Regions from separate parts of the Mus musculus genome. Here region 2 is linked to region 1. Evidence: chromatin loops called from intact Hi-C (ENCODE). Cell type or tissue: gastrocnemius. All regions are shown on one strand. Each heading gives the region's core, and the rest is flanking DNA. Links, peaks and the distances in the headings are about the cores only.

Region 1 (10,499 bases), core at 1,620-9,619:
GGGGGGGGGGGGAGTTCTAGCCAGATTTGGAAAAGGAAGGAGGGAAGAATTGGTAAATTGACTTAGGCAAGTAAGATAATTTGGCTCTTTACCTCTCCAAGACTGAGTTTCAGAATTATCAGCGAGGTTTGGCAGAATTTCTGTGCAAGTGTTATTCTTATAGTCACAGGTTCTGAATAAGATGTGAAAGGCACTGGCTGTCAGAACGACCTCGAATTTTTTCCCCTCCAGTTCACACGGAGCCACTGAGAATGTCTGGGCAAGACAGGAACAGAAGAGCCTTGTTTTGGAAAGATTAACTGGACCGTGCACATTGTTCATTCGTTTGTGTAACAAGCAGTGCTTTTTAAAAATATCTTGGCCAGGCTGTGGAATGCAGTAGTGACCGGATGGAGGTGCTATTAGCTTCCATGTAACTCCGAGCCTAGGAGCAATGGCGGGGGTGGGGTGTGTGTGGGAGACCCAGATAGGGCATCACTTCAGTCCTAGGTGAGCCCTTGGTGATATGAGGTTCACAAAAGAGCCCCAGCTCTTGCCCGGATAAGCCCTGTGGGGGAGCAGAAGTGAATCAGCTCAGCTGTGGTTTAAGTATAGATCTCAGAGCAGGACAGTGCCTGGTGCTCCCTGACTTCCCGCTCCATAAAATGAGAAAACAGCCTGGCCCATTTAGGAGCTGCATCTGTTGATTTTCCTTTTCCAGACCCAATCAAATAACATGCAAATAGATGCAAGAGGTCCTAAGTCAGGGTACAGCAAACGAGCACAGCATGGCCTGCCTGCTGCAATTACAGTCAACAGCATCTAGGATGTGACCAACATGAGTGATGATTTGCTGTCGGTTGCATAATCACCGAGGGACCAGATGAGGAGACTCAGAAACCTCAACAAGCTGTCTGGGGAGGTGCACTCCCGAGCAGGTGTCTGCTGCACAGGCTCGCTGCATTCAGGAAGCAACACAAAGATGAGGCCGGACTTCTTCCTCAGGCAGGGATGGAGTATCCAGTCATTCTCTGAAGATGTGTATAATAGGTTTGATGTTTCGGGGCTTGGTCCTCCCCGAGGCCACTGGGTAGCTGTGCAAGTTCCAACTAGCCACTTCTCAGTTGTTTTGTCCCCCACCCCCGGCCTCCACAGAGTCCAGAGACAAGGAAGGACAGAAGCCATGAAAGTGTCCTGGGTTGGACTCCTCAGAAGTTGACCTTGAGACAAGGATTCCTGTGAAAGTGACTCAGACGGAATCATTCTCTGGGACAGTGACTTAAGCTGAACCATCCCCGAGAAGTGGAGGGTAGGTGGTTAGAAGTGAAGGAGGGGACCAAGCATGGTGTGCCACTTCCAAATCCTACTTTGGATCTGCTCTGCCAAGGGTCATGCCTTAAAGCCATCACATTTATAGGGCTAGGGCATGGGGGAATAAGACCCCTGTTCACCTCAGTGACTGATGGCAATAAACTGTCTCCCAGGTATGCTTCCCACACACGGGCAAAGCTGGGGCCATCAGGAGATGCATTCTGATTGACTGCATTGAGAGCATTTTGGCAGCTGCTGTGTGCTCTGCACACCATGGCACACAAAGGGTTGTCACTCCCAGAGGGCAAGTGCTTTCCAAGCTGTGAAAAGCTGCACTTGTGTTGGGAGACTCACCTCGCTTCATGAGTCTGTTTCTTCCTGGGAAAGAGATTGCATCAACACACTGGGGTTGGCATGAAGACAGAGCTACTGAGAGCTGCATGTCTTCTGTGGTTCCTGTCTGTTGTACAAGTCTGAATCTGTGCCTACCTGAATGTCCCTGGGTCCCCGTGTCTGTGTGTGTTCATGTGTGTGTGTGTCTGTACTGGCTAGTTTTGTGTCAACTTGACACAGCTGGAGTTATCACAGCGAAAGGAGCTTCAGTCGAGGAAATGCCTCCATGAGATCCAACTGTAAGGCATTTTCTCAATTAGTGATCAAGGGTGAAAGACCCCTTGTGGGTGGGACCATCTCTGGGCTGGTAGTCTTGGGTTCTATAAGAGAGCAGGCTGAGCAAGCCAGTAAGGAACATCCCTCCATGGCCTCTGCATCAGCTCCTGCTTCCTGACCTGCTTGAGTTCCTGTCCTGACTTTCTTGGTGATGAACAGCAGTATGGAAGTGTAAGCCGAATAAACCCATTCCTCCCCAACTTGCTTCTTGGTCATGATGTTTGTGCAGGAATAGAAACCCTGACTAAGACAGTGTCTAACAAAGGGCTTCTGCCCTGTATATATTGAACAGCACAGAAAGCATCACACGGGGAAGAAGTGGGATACTTTATACAAATCTTCAACCGAGTTTTACAAAGAGTTAAGTCGCTGATTCCAACTGGCCCAGATAACAAGCAGTACAAGTATCATTGCTCATCACCGTAGTCATGCTGTCCTCAACACTCAGTTAGGGCTACTCATTTAAAAGGTTGCTTTGAACCTATGTCTGATGTTTTCAGCCAATGATTATCATAACATGCTAACAAACATATATACATTGCTCTCTGGGTCAGGGACATGGAAGAGTACATGGAAGATTATGATTATGTGTTATTAGCCTAGGTTGTAAATCTCATTATGTGGGAAATCCAAGGCAAGTCAGGTTGGTTGTTACATTGTTGTCTTAAAGTCAGTTTTTACATTGTTCTCTTAAAGACAGGTTAAACAAGCCGGTTGAGTACACAGTAGAATATCAGCCTTAAGTCTTATATGATCCTAAAGTATATTAACAGGCTGTAAGAGATTAGACTGGAAGAGATTATAATAATGTATTGCCACATATACTAAGCAGTTTGCACTCTTCTTGCCTCATGCACACAAACACACACACACACACACCCCTCATCTCAGTGCTCACTGTAGATCCCATTCTACGCAGGACACATACACAATCTGTAGGGCCTAGTGCAAAATGAAAATGTACAGTGCTCATCCAAAGAAATACTTTAAGAATTCTAAGACAGCTGCAACAAGGATTAAGCTAAATGTACGATACTTCTAAAGGCAGGACTTTATAAAAGTTTAGATTCTATGCTGGTGAGGCCAGTCCTGTTCTAGGCCATTGCCCTAGTGTCTGAACTCTGGGTCTCCTCTAGGCCCCCAACATGTTCTGTGTTCCTGATTCAGTACTGATTGCATGCAATTAACTGTATTTCTTTTCCTACCAGACTCTAAGTACCAGGGGGAAAGGCTCCCATCTGTCTTGCTTTGGGGATGTCCTAGATGCCTGGCACACAGCATAGCACATCAGGCATTCTATAAATATTTGTCAAACTGGGATTCACTGCACAAATAATTTGTTCAACAAATAAATGTCCCAGAGCTTCTGATATGCCAGCCAGAACTCTCAAAAAATTGATTATATCCATGAACCAAAGACTCCCATAGACTTCCCATTCTAGGAAGAGAGACACCAGACATGTCTTCTGGCAGATTCTGGCAGAAGACGACTCTGGGGGTAGGACGTGAGTATGAGTGGATTGTTTGGGAAGGATAAGGAATGCCCACAGAGGGACTGGAGAAGGCTACTTCTGTTTTCAATGGGGCTGAACTCCAGTGGAGGAATCTAGAGGATTGCAGTAGTTCACTTTATATGTTAACTCGATTGGGTTAATGTCCAGGCAGCTGACAGAGCCTGTTTCTTGATGTGTCTGTGAGGGTGTTTCTGAACATCATCGACCTCACGATTGCTGTTTAAGGGCAGTGAGAAACTAACCAACCAGCCAACCAAAGGAAGAATGGCTCACCTTAACTTGAGCATCACCCTCTGCTCCTGAACGCTGGCACTCCTGTTTTCCCAACAGTCCAGGTCCATTTTGTGTTACTTTTTTTTTTTTTAACCGACTTGCTTTAATCTATAGTCTGGGAGCTAGACAGGGACATGAGGGAAGGGGCGGGATAGGAGTCTAGGAGAGCAAGATGAGCATCATTGTGCTGGCTGCACAAGAGTCTGGAAAAGAATTTTAGCCCTTCACTCTCTTCACTGAAGAAAGACACATAGGAGGAGCTGAGGTGTCTGGTAGAAGTTAACAAGGAAACCACTTCTTTTTTAAACCTGGGTCAACTCCTTGGATGCCATATTGACATATATATTCATATATATTAATATAAAAACATATTTTATTTATTACTTTTATTTTATGTGCATTGGTGATCTGCCTGCAGATATGCAGATATGCCTATGTGAGCATATCGGATCTTGGAGTTACAGACAGTTATGTCAGTTTTTTTTTAAAATGTGTATGTATGTTTTACCTGCATGTGTGTCTATAAACTATGGGCTTTCTGGCGATGGAGGTCAGAAGAGGGCATGAGGTCTGCTGGGATTGGAGTTACAGACAGCTGTGATTCGACATGTGGGTGCTGGGAATAAACCCCTTATTCTGGAAGAGCAGCCAGTGCTCTAAACTGCTGAGCCATCTATCACTCCAGCCCCTCACTCAGTTTTGGGAAATTGTATTTTCCAGAGAACTGATCCATTCTGTCGGGAAGGTTCAGTTTTCAGTTATTCAAGATTATACTTGAACTACTCAGCCATGGCCACAGTACATCAGCAAATGGTTTTTAGTTTGTTTGCTTGTTTGATTGGTTGGTTGTTTTTCCTGTCAGGGATGGGAGCTGTGAGCCTAGTTTCTACTTCTTTATTGCAAGGCTAGCCAGATGTCTACATGATGACAGGGTATAGAAGATGATTAACATGCAAGTGGCATCTCTGTGCTCAAGCTGACACCAGCTCCTTAGGAAAGGAACAAAAACCTCATGTTTATTCACCTGTGATTGCAGATGTCAATATATCCTGGTATGTGGATAAGGGTAGTGTCGATGTTCCTTGATGACTTTTTAGTAGACAATTTTAGAGATACCTTGACACTCTTGAAAAAACGGATTAGTTATTTTATGCTCCCTTATTTAAGCACCATGACCCTATCAAAACCCATATAGCTCGTTGAACTAATGGTAGGCTTATATAGCTTCACAAATCTCTTTTCTGGGAATATCCATTTGAGACTAAGAGCTGTGTGGACTGGACTCTTGAATGGACCCACTATAAAAAGCAGTGCAGCTCTTGGTGACCATGGCGGAAAAGCAGAGAAAAACATGAAGAAATCAGAGGGCAGAATGCAGCATGTGACACAAAGCATGCCTGTTTGTTTATTCATTCATTCACTTTACATCCCAGTATCAGCTCCCCCTCTCCTCCCAGTACCTCCTCACACAGATCCTCCCCTATTCCTCCCTCTCTTTTTCCTTTGAGAAGGGGGAGCCCCACTCTGGGTACCACTCACCCCACATACATCAAGTCACTGCAAGACTAGGTGCATCCTCTCCCACTGAGGGCAGACAAGGCAGTGCAGTTAGTGGAACAGAATTCACAGACAGGCAGACAGGCAGCAGAGTCAGGGAAAGCCCCCTGCCTCAGTTGTTGGGGGACCCACATGAAGTCCAAGCCAAGTTCTGCTACGTATGCACAGGGTGCCTAGGTCCAGCATGTGCTGGCTCTTTGGTTGGTGGTTCAGTCCCTGGGAGACCCCAAGGCTCCAGGTTAGTTGATGCTCTTGGTCTTATTGTGGGGTCCCTATCCCTTCCAGGTCCCACAAGCCTTCCCCCAACTCTTCCTTCCATAAGACTCCTTGAGCTCTGCCTAATGTTTGGCTATGGTCTATGCATTTGTTTCGGTCAACTGCTGGGTGGAGCCTCTCAGAGGACAGTCACAGTAGGCTTTTGTCAGCAAGCATAACTGAGTAGCATCATTAACAGTGTCAGGGATTGGTTCTTGCCCATGGGATGGGTCTCAAGTTGGGCCAGTCATTAGTTGGCCATTTCTTCAGTCTCTGCTTTATCCTTTCCTGCACATCTTGTAGGCAAGACACATTTTGGGTAAAGAGTTTTGTGGGTGGGTTGCTGTCCTTATAGCTCCACGGAGTCCTATATGGCTACAGGAAGTGGCCACTCCAGGATCCATATGCCCCATTTCAATTCCCCGCCCCTGCTCTCCCTACACCTGCTCCCCACCCTCCTCCCTGCCCTACTCCTCTCCCCATGCCTTTTGAAGGCCACCTCGGCTCTGCTTTTCTCCTTGGAGGGGCAAGAGAAACCACTGCATGTGTTTGCCTCCAGCCACCCCTAGGTGGTGCTCTGTTTGTATCTGTTAGTATCACAGTAGGATTCTGAGATGGAGTGTTGTACTCACAGGCTGGCACAGGCACATGCAGGAGGCAGGAGGGTTTTCTTATTTCCATCTCAGGGCAGGGTACTATAGGTGAGATCTGGTGTATCCCTGAACTAATGAAAAGGATTGGGACTTGAAGGCCCTACCTTTCTCTCGCTGTCTGGTTGCCATGACATAAACAGGTTTGTTCCACTCCATTCCCAGTCACCCTGGATGCCTTGTGGCAAATCCAAGGATAATGAAACCTCTAAAATGGTAAACCCAATCTACCTTTTGGTAGCCTCCCACAAGCACAAGCCTGAAGCAGGCTGAGCCAGACCTTGACTTTGTTGTCACTAAGGAGATTACCTAGGGTGGAGCTTGCCTCCCTAGATCACTCTATTCAGCCACTGCTGCTGCTGCTACCTGCTGGAAGTCGGCCTAGCTATTCCGGAGTCTACATGCGATCCTACAATCCTACACTTGGTTACCGGCAGCTGGGCTCCAAGAATGATTTGGCGGGAATGGGCCTCCCCCCTCCTTTATAAAGCGTGTCCACCTTTAAAAATTTGAACCTTGATCAGAACACTGTCTTGGTTCCATCTTTCTCTTGTCTCCTAGTTTCCCTCTCTTTCAGTGCCGGCCTGCTATACAGGTGTACCTGTCCTTGTGAGCCGCTGGACGGCTCACAAACACCTTTCTTCCTTTGAATTTTTTTTTTTTTTCTCTCAGAAACTTTATCACAGTGGTGAGGAGCTGACTAACACAGATGACAAGCATGGCAGCCTCTGAGAGGTCGTGTGAACGCACCCCTGTTCACGCATGCACATTGTAGATAGCAAGAAGCCAGTCTGTGCAACAGAGTAAAGAAGTGACTCACGGCCGCCCAGAGACCAGTGCAGAGACTTGAACAAGTAATGTGGGTCCCTAAGGAGTCCCTCCTCTCTCATAAGGAGCCAGGACTGAGTAGCGTGAAGCTAGTGTGTGCTGCTCTGCCCCTCTCCACTCCTCATCAAATGCCCAAACTACTCCATTAATACTGTGCGGGCGGTAAGGTAAAAACCACTGTGTCAACATTTGACATGGAAATGTCTATGATCGGGTGTCTAAAAATGAACAGAAAGAAACAGGGTAGACAGTGCAGTTTTTTGTTGCCCGCGAAGTGGTGCACAGAGCAAGTCTGCTTAGGACTCTCATATTTTATTAATACCTGACATTTTTGTGGTTTGGAGGGTGTGGATCTTTATTTCTTTTTTCTTTTTGGCCAGGGTTAGTGGTGATAGTTTATATCACGGAACAAAGTGGGGGCGTTAGAAGGAATTCTGTGTAAGGATAGATATGCGACTTGGAGTCTGAAGCCAAAACTGGCATTAGAGCTCCATTTGCGCCCACTTAGCAGATAACCAAGATGTTTAGACCAGGAGCGTTTTAAACTCTTTACACTCAAGACTGCTTTGGGGGCTTCACTGGGTTAAGGTGCTTGCTGCCAAGCCCTGACAGCCCGAGTTCAAACCCCAGGACCTTCATGGTGGAAGGAGAGAACTTACTCCCTCGGGTGGTCCTATAACTTCAATGTGAGTTTATTTGAATCTGTGTAGGTTCTGGACTGCAAGAGCAGTCAGTGTCCCTACCTACTGAGCAGTGTCCCAACTGCTTTCCAGCCCCTGGAGTTAATTTAGAATTAATTCATTACTATACATACTCTTTTACCATCATCACAGAGTGTGTGTGTTCACAGCCAAAGCTTCACTATTGTTGCATGTTGTAACAAAAACAAACACTGCTACTTTCTTTACATGTCTGGTTTTCAAGTTAGTTTTGGATGGTATACATTCAGAAGGTTCTTTCTGTTGCCCAAATCTCCATGATAGCCACACTCATTTTCATCATCCATAGGTAAAGGGGTTTAGTCCTAAATAGTCTTATTTACATCTCAAAGCCCAGAAGGTCCCACCCACCCACCAAACCTTTGACCCAAAGTTTGTCCTGCCTACAAGTGCAGGGACAAAGACAGAGCAGAGAATGAAGGAATGGCCAAGCAATGACTGGCCCAATTTGAAACCCATCCCACGAGCAAGAACCAATCCCTGAAACTATTAATGGTACTCTGTTTTGCTTGCAGACAAGAGACTAGCATAACAGTCCTCTGAGAGGCTCCACCCAGCAGCTGACTGAAACAGATGCATAGACCACAGCCAAACATTAGACAGAGCTCAGGGAGTCTTATGGAGGGAAGAGTTGGAGGAAGGACTGAGGGCCCTGGAGGGGATAGGGACCCCACAGTAAGACCAAGAGCATCAACTAACCTGGAGCCTTGGGGTCTCTCAGAGACTGAACCACCAACCAAAGAGCCAGCACATGCTGGACCTAGGCCCCCTGCACATATGTAACAGTTCATCTTGGTCTTCATGCGGGTCCTCCCTCTAACAAATGGAGTGGGGCTGTCCCTGACTCTGTTACCTGCCTGTGGATCCTGTTTCCCTAATTGGCCTCTGTGCTGATATGGAACTCAAGTTGTGATGTTTGCAACTTCAAGCAGTAGCCCAAGAGCAAGTGCAACAGCTTCTGAAACCAAGGAAAACTGCAGAAGACGATGCCCACGTCACGGCACGAGTCAGTCAGTCCAGCATACTCTCCACAGCTCTCTCTGGATCCTTTGCAGTTAAGTGTGGTGCTGTGACCCATTTCTGGCTAAGCCAAAGTCTTCCAAGTTGAGTGTTAGGTAAGGGTAATGATTTTGGACACTTGTTTATCCATCCATTCTGCCTTGAACAGAGATGTATTGGATAGCATAGTGGCAGCCATCTTAGAACTATGAGGAAAAGATCAAGAAAACAGATTATTTCCTTACATAGTTGAGCTGCTGATTAAGAACCATCTACCTTTGACCTTGTGATATCATCTAATAAATCCCTGCTGGTTTATTCTAGATTGTTTTTAAAATATTTTATTTTAACCGTGTGTTATGTGTATACATGTCTGTGTACATATGTGCACATATTTGATAAAATGTTGGTACCTGCCGAGGCCAGAGGCACCCATCCCCTTGAAACAGAAGTTACAGGGCCTTGTACATCTAGGCAAGTGTGATACCAACTCAGCCACACTCCTAGTTGCACACTAGCTTAGTGTAATCTGGCTGCAGTTATACCATTGCCTGCATAATACATCATTGCTGTCAAATCATGACTGTCAAATGACACATTGTTATTTCAATTGACCAATTTTTAATGTTAGCAAAATGATAGGTTTTGTTATGGTATGTTCATACATACATACATACATGTCCTCATACCTTCATTTCACCCATCCTCCATTTCCCTCCGTCTCTGCTAAAACCTTCATTTTACAACCCCCCCCCCCATCTCCTCTGTACTGCTCTTCTTGGTCCTGTCAGTCATTAGAAGGGCAGCTCTTGAAGAGCCTGTTTATTGCAACACCACACTCTTCTCTGCAGCCCTTGCCCGGAATACTGGTTTCAAATGCAAAGGTGTTCCCATGGAGACCAACTGGCACAATCCTCCCTCGCACTCCTACCACTCTGGGATTCAGAGACCCTCCTCCAAAGCAGCTCCATCTAGTCCCTCTGGAGCCTGGGGAGGAGGGAATCGGGCTTGCCATGACCACTAATGTGGTAGGTGCGGTGGACGCTGTTTCACAGCCCCTTGGCACCAAGCAGCTGAGCAGCAGTGAGAGCACTGAGCTGGTGACTGTCCCACGGTAGCCACCAGCTGCATCCACAAGCCACCTGGAGCTATAAATACTCCTCCTCTTCCTCTTTCTCTTCCTCTTCTTCCCCCTCCCCTCCCCTCTTCCTCCTCCTCCTCTTCTTTTCTTCTTCTTCTTCTTCTTCTTCTTCTTCTTCTTCTTCTTCTTCTTCTTCTTCTTCTTCTTCTTCTTCTTCTTCTTCCTCCTCCTCCTCCTCCTCCTCCTCCTCCTCCTCCTCCTCCTCCTCCTCCTCCTCCTCCTTCTTCTTCTTCTTCTTCTTCTTCTTCTTCTTCTTCTTCCTCATGCATGCAGCATTTTAAAAGATTATTTCCTAACTTATTTGTTAGGCTACATACAATGTAATAGATTTCCCTATGGCATTTCCATCATACATCTGTATTTGGGAACTAAAGTTCTCAGAAAAAAAGTTGGGTCTTTCAGTGAACCCTCTGCAAAAGTGATTGATTGATTGATTGATTGATTGATTAGAATGTCATTCACTGAGGAGACTTTGAAATGTTGCAAGTCTAGAGCCTAATTATCCTGGGCATCTTTAGTTCCCTTAATAGCCATTTATTGCCCTCCTCTGTGTACCTGACATAGCAGTTTTGTGACATTAGGCAAATCCTTTGGAATTAGGCAA
Region 2 (10,499 bases), core at 1,113-9,112, 290 kb after region 1:
GGATTTGGAGCTGACAGGAAACCTTCCAGCTGTTTTATACAGCAAGACCAGCACCTCTGTATTGAGTGAAAGCTCTCTAGCTTCCTACAGGCACCTGTTCATCTTGTTTCCAGTCGACTATAATGAAGCAGAACGGTATCCCAGACAGTCCATCTCCTCCAGTGATTACCATTACTCAGCATCGCTCATTTGCATATCCGTTCACTTTCCACTAAAATGCAGGCTCCTCCGGGACAGGAGCTTGTTCTGTTCTGTTCGTTCTTGTGGACCCAGCAGAGTTGCCTAGAAACGAATGGTGTCTAGCACACAGTAGGTGCTCAATAAATATACATGCACTGCTTTACATTAGGAGCACATAGCAAGAGCGGACAAATACCAGCCACTATCATCTGGACAGCAACACACTTCCCATGATGGCACTCCTCTTTAGATTGCCCCCAAGATCTCTTGGCTCTTCAATCCCTTTAGGGCTTATGTACACACAGAAATTTATTCATGTCAGAAATATGCAGCACTCAGGATGCTGAGACAGGAAGATGAGCTTGAGGCTACCCTGAAACCAACTCTCCCCACCCCACCCCACCCCCGCTCCCTCCCCTCCTCCTTCCTCCTCCCCCTCCCCTTCTCCCACTCCCTCCCCCCTACACACACACACAAGGGGAACCGGGACTCAGATCAAGAATAAAGCATCACCAGCCCCCTGCAAGTGCTGTGTCAAGTTATCCAGTCCGGCTCCTCCGTCACAGAAGTTAGTTCTTATACATTGTTCATATGTTTTGACTTTGAACTTTGACATTTGTTACTTGACAACTTGTAGAGAAGATTCAAACTGCCATGTGTTGCTGCAGACCCACGGTGTAAGATGCTCCACTGTACAAATATACAAGTTGTCTAATTTAATGTTGATATGTATTTAGGTAGTGTCCAATTTATGAATACGGCTTTGCATGTATTCTCATGTCTGTCTTTTTGAGACTATGTCAACATTTTTCTATCAGGCATATATTTTAGTATGAAAATGCTAAATCATAGAATATGTGTATGCTCAACTTTACTAAAAAATCCCCCACCTAAAACTGACTCTCAGTCTGTTAGTCCAACCCACTCTGTAAGTAAAGCTTAGAGCCCTTAGTAAGGAATTCTGGCAATGCACTTGTTTCTCTTTTGATGCCCAGCTAAACATTGGTTTATTAAACAGAAAGAAAGATATAACATACACAAGAGTAAACAACTCCATAGCTAAGTCTAAAGCTACAGATCTGACTCCTAAAGCAAGGGAAAAAGTGTTATAAGGAAAGTGGAGGGGAAAAAAAGACGAAGAGAGAAATGGAGACAGACACAAACTCCAAGTCCTGGCATCCAGGCCCACACTCGAGGTCCAAGTCTTCTTCACAGAGTGGTGCAATGCTGCCTCCTGGTGGATCTGGACTTTCCAAGTTCATCATTTTAAATGCATCTGATTCTCAAAACTTGGTAATGTACATATTTAAAAGGCTCCAAATGATATTCAGTGTAAATTTCCCCTTTCATTTTGTTCCTCTCAAAGCAGGCTCTTCCCATAAGCAACTCATTCCTGAGATAGATTACTGGTAGGTGCGCCTGGACTCAGCAATTTCCTTACTTCTAACACCAGACTTTAAATCAGAAATACTGCTAATAATTTGGAAAATCCAAAGAAAAGTATTTCCATATACTCTAAGTCATGACTACCTGATTTGTGGTTATTAAAAAGAAATCAAGAATATGAATTTCCCAAAGTGTTCCCACTCCTGGTCTACATTTTAATTATCAAGAAAGTTGATTAAAGTTAATTTCCTTGAAAGTGAGTCCATTTGCCCTGTTACATGTTAGACACAACTGACAGTTTACTAGGTCCTCCTTAGAGGACCAGTGGCAATCATTATAAAGACTCGTCAGCATAGGTGATTATCTCCGCAAACCTTTCCTCAACACAATCGATGACATTAACTTCACAGTGCAAAAGAGAAACAATACATATATAATTTTGCATACCAACTGCCATAGTAGACTTTTTCCTTGATAACTGCCAATTCTAAGGAGGACCTAGTAAACTGTCAGTTGTGTCTAACAATGTAACAGGGCAAATGGACTCACTTTCAAGGAAATTAACTTTAATCAACTTTCTTGATAATTAAAATGTTTACATCCTTTGACTCAAATTCCATTTAATTAGCTAAAGCCATCTCATTGTTAGTGAAAAAAAAATAAGTTAACTGTCCAGTCACAGAGAACTGGTTAATAGTGGTACTTCACTCATCATGTTTATATATAAAGATCTGAGATGTTTTTGACAGCGCAAGCCTGTAATTCCAGCTACTCGGGAATTGGCAAGTGGGGACTAAACTTAAGGTCTGTCTGAATTTAAGTAAATTTAAAGCTAAAGTGGGCAACTTAGACACCGTCTCAAAATAAAGAGGGCTGAGGACATGGCTTCGGCAGTAGAGCAATTACCAACCATGGCCAAGGTCTTCAGGTTCAATCTCCAAGACTGCAACAAAGAGAAGCTCTTTCTGGGCTGCTAAGATGGTTCAACAGGTAAAAGTGCTGGCCAGATGACCCTTTAAGACCAAGGAATGAAACAACCCCCACAAGTTGTTCTCTGACCTCCATGTGCACACCACGGTTCACACTTTCACATATACACACTACATTTAATTTTAAATAATTAAAGGCTAGGCTAAAGACACGGTGCAGCGTTAACAGCACTGGCTGCTCCTGCAAAGGAGTTAGGCTCTGTTCCTAACATCGACAGTGACTCACAAAGGGATATGGCACCTGGTCTGGCCTCTGGAGAAACTGGGCAGGGAGAGTATACTTAGTAACATACACCCGCCAAGATACTCCCACATAAATTATCTTAATATAACCTCTGGAGAAACTGGGCAGGGAGAGTATACTTAGGAACATACACCCGCCAAGATACTCCCACATAAATTATCTTAATATAAAAAAAAATATTTTTGAGTATATAAAAACACAACAAAAAGGAACGAACACCCAGAGAAGTGGCAAGCACTGGATGCTGGGACTCCATTTTCCTTCAAGTCACTGGTTTTGCAAATATTTTTCCCTTCATCCTTTGGTACACTAAATTTCACAATTCTGATGAAGTCCCTGGCAACTTTTGTTGTTGTTGTTGTTGCTTACGCTTTCAGTGTCAAACCTAAAAACCCACCATCATAAATAGTGAATAATGGTTTGTATTCCTTATACTCAGTCTATCTTTTTACCTTTTCTAGATTGTCGAGTGAGGAGAATGGAGTGCAGTAGAGGTCTGTGGTCATTCCTGTCTCAACATTACCTGTTTGAGATGCTTTTTTTAATTACCTTCAAGCTTACCTCCATAGTCCAGGGCGTCTCTCAATTCCCATCTCTATTCAGCCCATGCCTAGATGCAGCTATTGTACTCTACCACAGCTTTGACAGCTACCTAGACCTTAAACATCTTACTTTGAAAATTGTGGCTGTTCAAGACTCCCTGTGGTACACAAAATTAGCATGTTTCTTTTAACTATTCCACTAGACTTAGGAGAATCAAACTCACTTAAGTGGTATAACTCGCTTAATAATCATGTTCCAACCCATCTTTCCTCATTTCCTTTCACAATTTTTCATTTTCAGAAACCTTAGACCTCTTTGATGCCTATTCTTCTGGTTGCTATCTGTGATCACTAACCTTAGTTGTCAACTTGACTAAATTTACAATTAACTAAAAACTGGGTGCACCTGAGGCATTTTTTTTCTTAATAAAATCACTTGACCTGGGAAGACCCACTTTTAATCCAGATCTTTTGAGGTGGAAAGATCCATCTGTAATCTGGGCCTTCTGCTGACAACCTATATAAAGCACATGAAAAACAGAAACTTGCCCTTTGCCTTCTTACTCTTGCTGGCAAGAGAGCCACTTCCTTGGGATTGTGGTGAATACTGAAAACAGACATCCAGCCTTGTGGACTAAACTACTGGATTCTTGGACTTTCTATGGATAGACAGCCGTTGTTGGAGCAGTTGGACAACAGTCTATAAGCCAATCTAATAAACCCCTTCTATAATTCATTTTGTAAGCTCTGTTCTAGAGAACTCAATTCACTATCCCAACTATTAGTTTCCTTTCCAGACTGACACTGGTATAAACTTGTATCCATTTCTACCCTACAACTTTGCTCAATGTGTTCACTCACTGGCTGCCTATGGACTTGCACCTTCCTGGACACACAATCCTATCATCTGCAGTTCCTTACTCTCCTAGCCACACGTCTTCTTCCCACTGCCCTAACTACAGCTTCCAGCACCCAGTGAACAGCCACAGCAGCAGCTTCATGTTGGCTGTGCAGCCACTCCCCACCCTGACAGTGCAGGGAATCAAATCTAGCTTTGCACATATTGGACAAACATTCCATCATTAAGCCACATCCCCCAGCCTTAGCTGAGGGATTTTTATTATTCAGAATTTCCTTCTGTTCCCAGTTTGATCATGAAAGGATAATGGGACTGATCACTGACTCTTCACCCCTGCTAATGTGACTTCAGAACTACCACTGCATGCCAAGAAACCAAACACCTCCATGGTTCACCACTAGTCTTGATGCACTAAGTACCAAGACTTAATGCTGCTCACTATCTCTTCATCCAAACAAACTGGCAATCCCATTACAAACAAGTCTGGTTACAGTATATGCTGTGCGGCCCTGAGACAAAGTTAAACGGAAGCTACCCGCAACCCCTCAAGAGCATTTTCACTTTTAGTGTTTGTTTCATACCCAAGGGATGATATTTATTTCATCAAACTGATCTTTACATTTGGTAGGCAAAAAGCTTCATACTGATTCACCTTTTCTTAGTAATTTTTTTAGTCCCAACAGTAATATACTAGTGGGAAACAGCTAAAAGTAGGATTTAAATTTCCAAGGTAACCTTTTCTAACTATTAGGCACTCAGAAGACAAATGAATATATCAACTGTATGTATAACAGTCTCTTAGTTTATTATAAACCAGCTTCATAGGCCACAGAGAAAAAGGACTATGTACATACAGCCTTTTGGGAAGGAAACAGGCAAGGAGCTGAGGAGAACCAAGATGAGTCTAGGGCCTTGGAGGGCACATTTCCCAGGGAGGGAGCCCTGAAAGGGAAACCAGACAATCCAGGGAGACTCCATGAACTGCATAACAAACAAACAGGTCTGTGGTAACCTGACCCTGGGGAACAGGGTCCACATCGCCTCTGAGCTACTGACATAATGCTGTGTGAAGATCAAAGCAGACCTAAAGCAAGAGAAACAAGTTTTTAGTCAGTGCCTGATCTATAACTCAAGCCCCCAACTTCCCGACTCTGTAAGTAGCTATCAAGTGACTACAGGAACATAGAGAGCTATTTGGAGACATTCCTGAAGCTACGTCTAAAAAAACTACAAATGCAAAAATCAGAGACATAAAAGTAATAAAATTTGACCACTACTTATCTTAAGATCTACTATGAAGACTTCATAGAAAGAACACAGGGCTGGTAGTCAAGATGCCCTCTGGGCTTTCTTTTTTTGGGGGGAGGGGGTGAGAAAGTCTCACAACCTGGCTGACCTCAAAATCAGAGATCTATCTGCCTCCTGAGTCTTGGAATTAAAAGCATAGGCCACCATGACCAGCAAAAGAGATACTCCTAAATTAGTCAAGGGCATCAGACAGTCTCTACTGTGATCTCAGACACCTTCATCTGGGGTGAGCCATGAACACATCTCTGTTCTGGAAACAAAGCCAACCAGTTAAATGCTTACCTCTCCTCGATACTTTCAGGACATAGCTATCCTCCAAGAGCTCACTTCCCTGAATTTGAGGCCCCAAAATGGATGTGGTCTAAAGCAAACCTCCAGTTCCTGCCCTAGTAAATTCTAGGAAAAGCAGCCAAACTCAGTGTTTTAGGCACTTACCTCGCATGCCTGGAGGAGGAGGCCGCATGCCAGGAGGGGGCATGCCCATTGGAGTTCCTCGGCCAGGAGGGAGCCCCATTGGGGGACCCATGGGAGGCCGCATGCCAGGAGGTGGGCCCATCATACCTGGAAGAGAAGAGCTCAGGTGACCTTCTAAAAGATGGAAGGAAACATACAAAGCTGTCTACCAAGTCAGAAGGTCTAGTCCATCCTCTCAGCCTCACAAGCAAAATGGCCCTTGAGCCAGAGTGGAGTTCCTAATGGCTCTTGTCCAGCTAGTTCCCAGTTCAGTCAGCCAGGCTGGATCTCAGAGTAATCCTGCTTAATTACACAGACGCATCATCAGCTTCAGTCAAGGATCTATTTCATCATGAATCCAGCTAAGGCATTGTGTGACTAATTAGTGCTAGTGTCCTTTGATGACGATACTCACCTGGAGGAGGGGCTCCTCGGCCCATAGGTGGAGGAGGACCCCCACGACCAGGTGGGTACTGAGTTGGGGCTCCTGCAATACTGGCTGTGGCTGCAGCGGCAGCAGCTGCAACAGTGCCTCTTCCTTGTGGGGTCATCACCTAAGGAAATATAGAGGAATGAAAGCAATCTTCAGTGCAGCTTCCTACTCTTCTCCCAAACTGCACTGAGCATCATCAAGTCCTAGAGCTACAGCTCATGCCATTACTTTCCATGTACAAGTCTTATGTATCAGGAAGCCTGAGTGCTCAATGTCCAGTCTCTTGGCCTGATATTAATATTAAGGATTCCCAATCCAACTTGGGAAAAGCACTTGTACTTTTAATTAAAACTGGTGACATGGAAAAAGAAATGTCACGGGAACATTCTCCTAATTTCAGTTGACCAGAATACCTTTTGTACATCTCTTCATATAGCAATAACTGATAATCGTGCCATCCACGAGACTGGTCATTCTGGACTCTTCCCCAAGCTGTGGGTTTGCCCTTATCCTTTTGGCTACCAGAAACTAGTATCTTCCTCCAATACCTCACCTGTTGGGATGGCCCTCCAACACCTCGGACTGGCCCAGCAAGTCCTGCAGGAGCCTGGGGCATAGGAACACCAGCCGGGATTCCTCTGCCAGCAGCCCTGCCGATGCCTGGCCCCCCAGCAGCTCCAGCAAGTGGCACTCGGGCAATGCCAGTCTGAAAAAGAGAAAGAAAGATGCTGTAATGCTCAGTGTCTTCAAGAATTCTAAGTACATCTTTGGAATAGCACTGCCTAAACCTCTCAGATCTATAAGGCATATAAACAGCACTAACTGTATAACCTTAACATCATTCCTCCTCCATGCAAAACCAAGAAACCTATCAACCCTTAAAAAACTAGATCTTAAATCTAGAGAAGCCTGTCACTCAATACCTGCATTCATTCCCATGAGAATAAAAGCCGGAGTCAGAGCTCAAGACTCTATTTGTAAACACAGAACTTGAGCTGGCCACAGACACATACATAAGTGACAGTGGCCAAATAATACCTCTTATACACATTTACCAATGAGAAAAGCTGCACTGTAGAGTTTAAAATACCAAAATGAGTGAGATAAACTACTCTGTACTCACTGGAGAGGCTATCTCAAAGTCATCGGCAGATGTAAAGCAAAGCAGGAAGGTAACTGAAAATATTTATAAAAATTAAAGGGAAAGACAATAATTTTTCACGTGTTCCACACCAACCATGTGTGAATAAAAATAAACACAGGAGCTGAAGCTACAACTCTGTGGCAGAGTGCTTACCCAGCATACATGGCACCCTGAGTTAAACCCAAGCATGGCAAAAATTAAAACAGATGCACACACACATAAATACAGGCTAGAAATATTCTCCCGGTTGGCAGTGTCTCAAAGAGAAAACGAATTGGCCAGGTTCTTTTTAAAAGAGCTCTATTTATAAATGTATTTGGTGTTTATAGAACCAAGAACATCTGGGATCAAATGTCAGGTTTACCATTTACTAGCTATGACATCTTGGGTGAGCTAAAACTCAGTTCATTTCATCCATAAGATGAGGTGGTTTTTTGTTTTGTTTTTGTTGTTGTTATTTTGTCTTTTTTTAGAGCTGAGGACCAAACTCAGGGCCTTGCACTTGCTAGGCAAGTGCTCTACCACTGAGCTAAATCCCCAATCCCAGATGGTAATTTTCAAAAAGCAAACTAAAAACCTCTTATAATGATTAAATAAAATCATTAATTTGGAATAGCACTGCCTGTATAACATCCCTGGTGCACAGGTAATAAATAATAATAAATGCTAATATTCTGTAACTACCAAATAAAGCATTCATAAATTCTATTATTTGGAGCTGTTTTATTGTTGTTTTTGTTTTAGACAGGGTCTTATACTATGTAGCCCTGAAATCATAGATCCCCTTGCCTCTACTGGGACTGAAGGCTTGCACCAAAGTACCCAGAAGGACTGTTAATTTTTTTGAGATAATTACAGTTGCCCCTTTCCCTTTCCTCTCCCTTTTTACTAAATGTTGTTGCATACATATACAGAACTGCTGGGTAACCAATATGGCCTCAGGCCATATTGATTAGGATTCCTCTGGGCATGGGCGTTAAAGTCACAAATTCTAGCTGTCTCTCCACTCACTGGCAAGGTAGCTGTTTTAAGATTTCATTTACTATCTGTAAAGGGATGCAAAGCCAGAGTACCTGACAGAGCCTGGCTCTCATAAGGGCCTCCCTTCAACAGGTACTCGGGAAGGACTTACATCTTTGGGAGGAGGTCCTTCTACTGTCATGGAGACCAGGTTCTCCCCTCGAAGCAACACCAGACCAAGGACTCGCTTCTCTTCCCTTTCTGCTTGTTTGGAGTTCTTTGGCCTAAAGTTGAATTTTTAGAAGAAAAATAAGCAAGTTATTAGAAGGTAGGGAACATTAGGTTTACCAAGGTTGGCTGTGTATTACGTAATCTGACAAATAGTATATAAACTTTCTAAAACACGTCAGTACCCCAGGCTAAGTGATCTCACATGAATATAGATAGCTGTTTCCTACCAAGCCAAGTAGACACGAAGACCAGGAAACAGGACAAGCAGCAAGACACCCCAGCCATGGCAAAGATGCTTCCATAGCCAATGGCAAATCCTTTCCTGGCTGTCTCAGCTTCTACCTTGTTTCCTCCCTTCAGCTTTAGACTTCACAGAAAGAGGCAGGCTGAACAATTCTTTATCAGAAGTGAGTGATACTGGCTCCACACCCACGCAGTGTACAATTCAACCTCAAGGCCTACTACAATCCACCCTTCACCTTATATGAGAAACAGACGGAATAAAGGGAAGAGATTCCACACACACACAGGCTGACTTTTCACAAGGGTGACCTCACGCCAGAGCCCACCCCAAACAAACCACCAAAGTCGATGAATGGGATGAGGGTGAACCAGGAAAACTAACTACAAGATGGGAGCAGGAAGCTATAAAGACAAAATGTCCTGATTTTTAAAAAGACAACTTGATTTTATTTTCTTTTTTAGCGCATACTGGCTTGTTAAATAAGCCTATAGTGGCTTTTCATAATGGACACTAATAAGCAGTCAAGCTTTTTTCTCATTAACTTTATTTAAAAAACATTTTTCAACATTTTTTAAACCAGAAAATCAGTTTTGTTTTTAAAATGGAAGTTCCACACTGATCTGCTGGTCCCACTCTAACACCTACCAGGCACTCAGAAATCTCTGCATTTTTATTCTATACTTGATCTTGGGCCACAAAAGAAAACAATCTCAAAAAGAACTTAAGGGAATTCAGTCAGTCCATAATATGAATGCTGCATAGGACAAGAGTGTCATATGACAAGGCTCACCATCTTGCTGAGCCTCAAGATGTCCTGAATATATAAAACAGGACTGAAATAGACCACTTTGTTTAAGGGCCTGAGTTAGCTTGTAACTTACAGAATTGCAGCAAACCAGAAAATATCTCCATTTTTTAATTTTATTTTTTTTATTTTTTAGAAAATGTCAACAAAAATGACTGGCCCCAAACCCACATGGGGAGCAGAGCACTTACCCTGAAGAGGGTCAGAGGCTTCTTAAAGCAGTTTCAGACCAGGCCGCATTAGGAGAGCCCTGTAGGCTACAGCTTTACAAATAGGTAATGAGGCCAGAAAATCAAGCTCTCCCCCCTCACACACCTGTGGGGAGAACATGAGAGCCCTTTACCCCAGTACCCAGGGGCATGCAAATCAGAGTAATTAAAAGCCTAGCAGCCCTCCTCACCTCTTCCACTTTGCTAGACTCAGAGAGCAAGGTTTGCTGGACGAAGGAAGATATGTCTTGGTGGCCAACGGTCCCATTTAAATCAAAAGCAGGAGAGCAAGAGCACTAGCATGTGGCCCGCCCATCCCATCCACTTCCTCCTCAGTTCCTTCTCCCGCCCAACAGCCCTCTCCTTACTTGATCTTCCTGAACTCATCACAGTCACACAGGATCAAGTTCATGTGCTTGTCAAAGGCTTTGAAGGTCCCGATGAAGATGCGGCCGTCCTGCAGGATGCACCTCATCCTGTAGTCAATGTGCTGCAGCATCTTGCTGCTCTTG

What was found. Hi-C counts contacts between places; a loop is a spot of excess contacts. Peaks named below come from ENCODE experiments on the same cell type or tissue, not always from the same donor. Only the 100,000 strongest peaks of a DNase experiment are listed, where the experiment ranks them.
Region 2: it touches region 1 in a loop (2.6-fold over the local background); 11 of 42 quality-filtered maps call a loop at or near these places.

The regions. Positions count from the first base shown.
Region 1 is chr2:129,873,919-129,884,417 of GRCm38, forward strand. Gm39933 (a long non-coding RNA gene) reads right to left here. Exons shown (of 3, transcript XR_866737.2): 3 at 8,565-8,960. Among named protein-coding and RNA genes, the nearest start is that of Gm39933, 18 kb to the right of the region's middle. In gastrocnemius, for the core only: a CTCF peak has its summit at 6,126; a DNase peak (open chromatin) is centred at 6,126.
Region 2 is chr2:130,166,660-130,177,158 of GRCm38, forward strand. It overlaps Snrpb (small nuclear ribonucleoprotein B), which reads right to left. Exons shown (of 7, transcript NM_009225.2): 2 at 10,356-10,499; 3 at 8,671-8,782; 4 at 6,948-7,100; 5 at 6,377-6,515; 6 at 5,944-6,069; 7 at 4,977-5,284. The coding sequence ends at 5,274. Among named protein-coding and RNA genes, the nearest start is that of Snrpb, 7.5 kb to the right of the region's middle. In gastrocnemius, for the core only: a CTCF peak has its summit at 1,416 (motif pointing left); DNase peaks (open chromatin) are centred at 1,399 and 6,030; H3K4me3 peaks cover 595 bases; H3K27ac peaks cover 2,784 bases.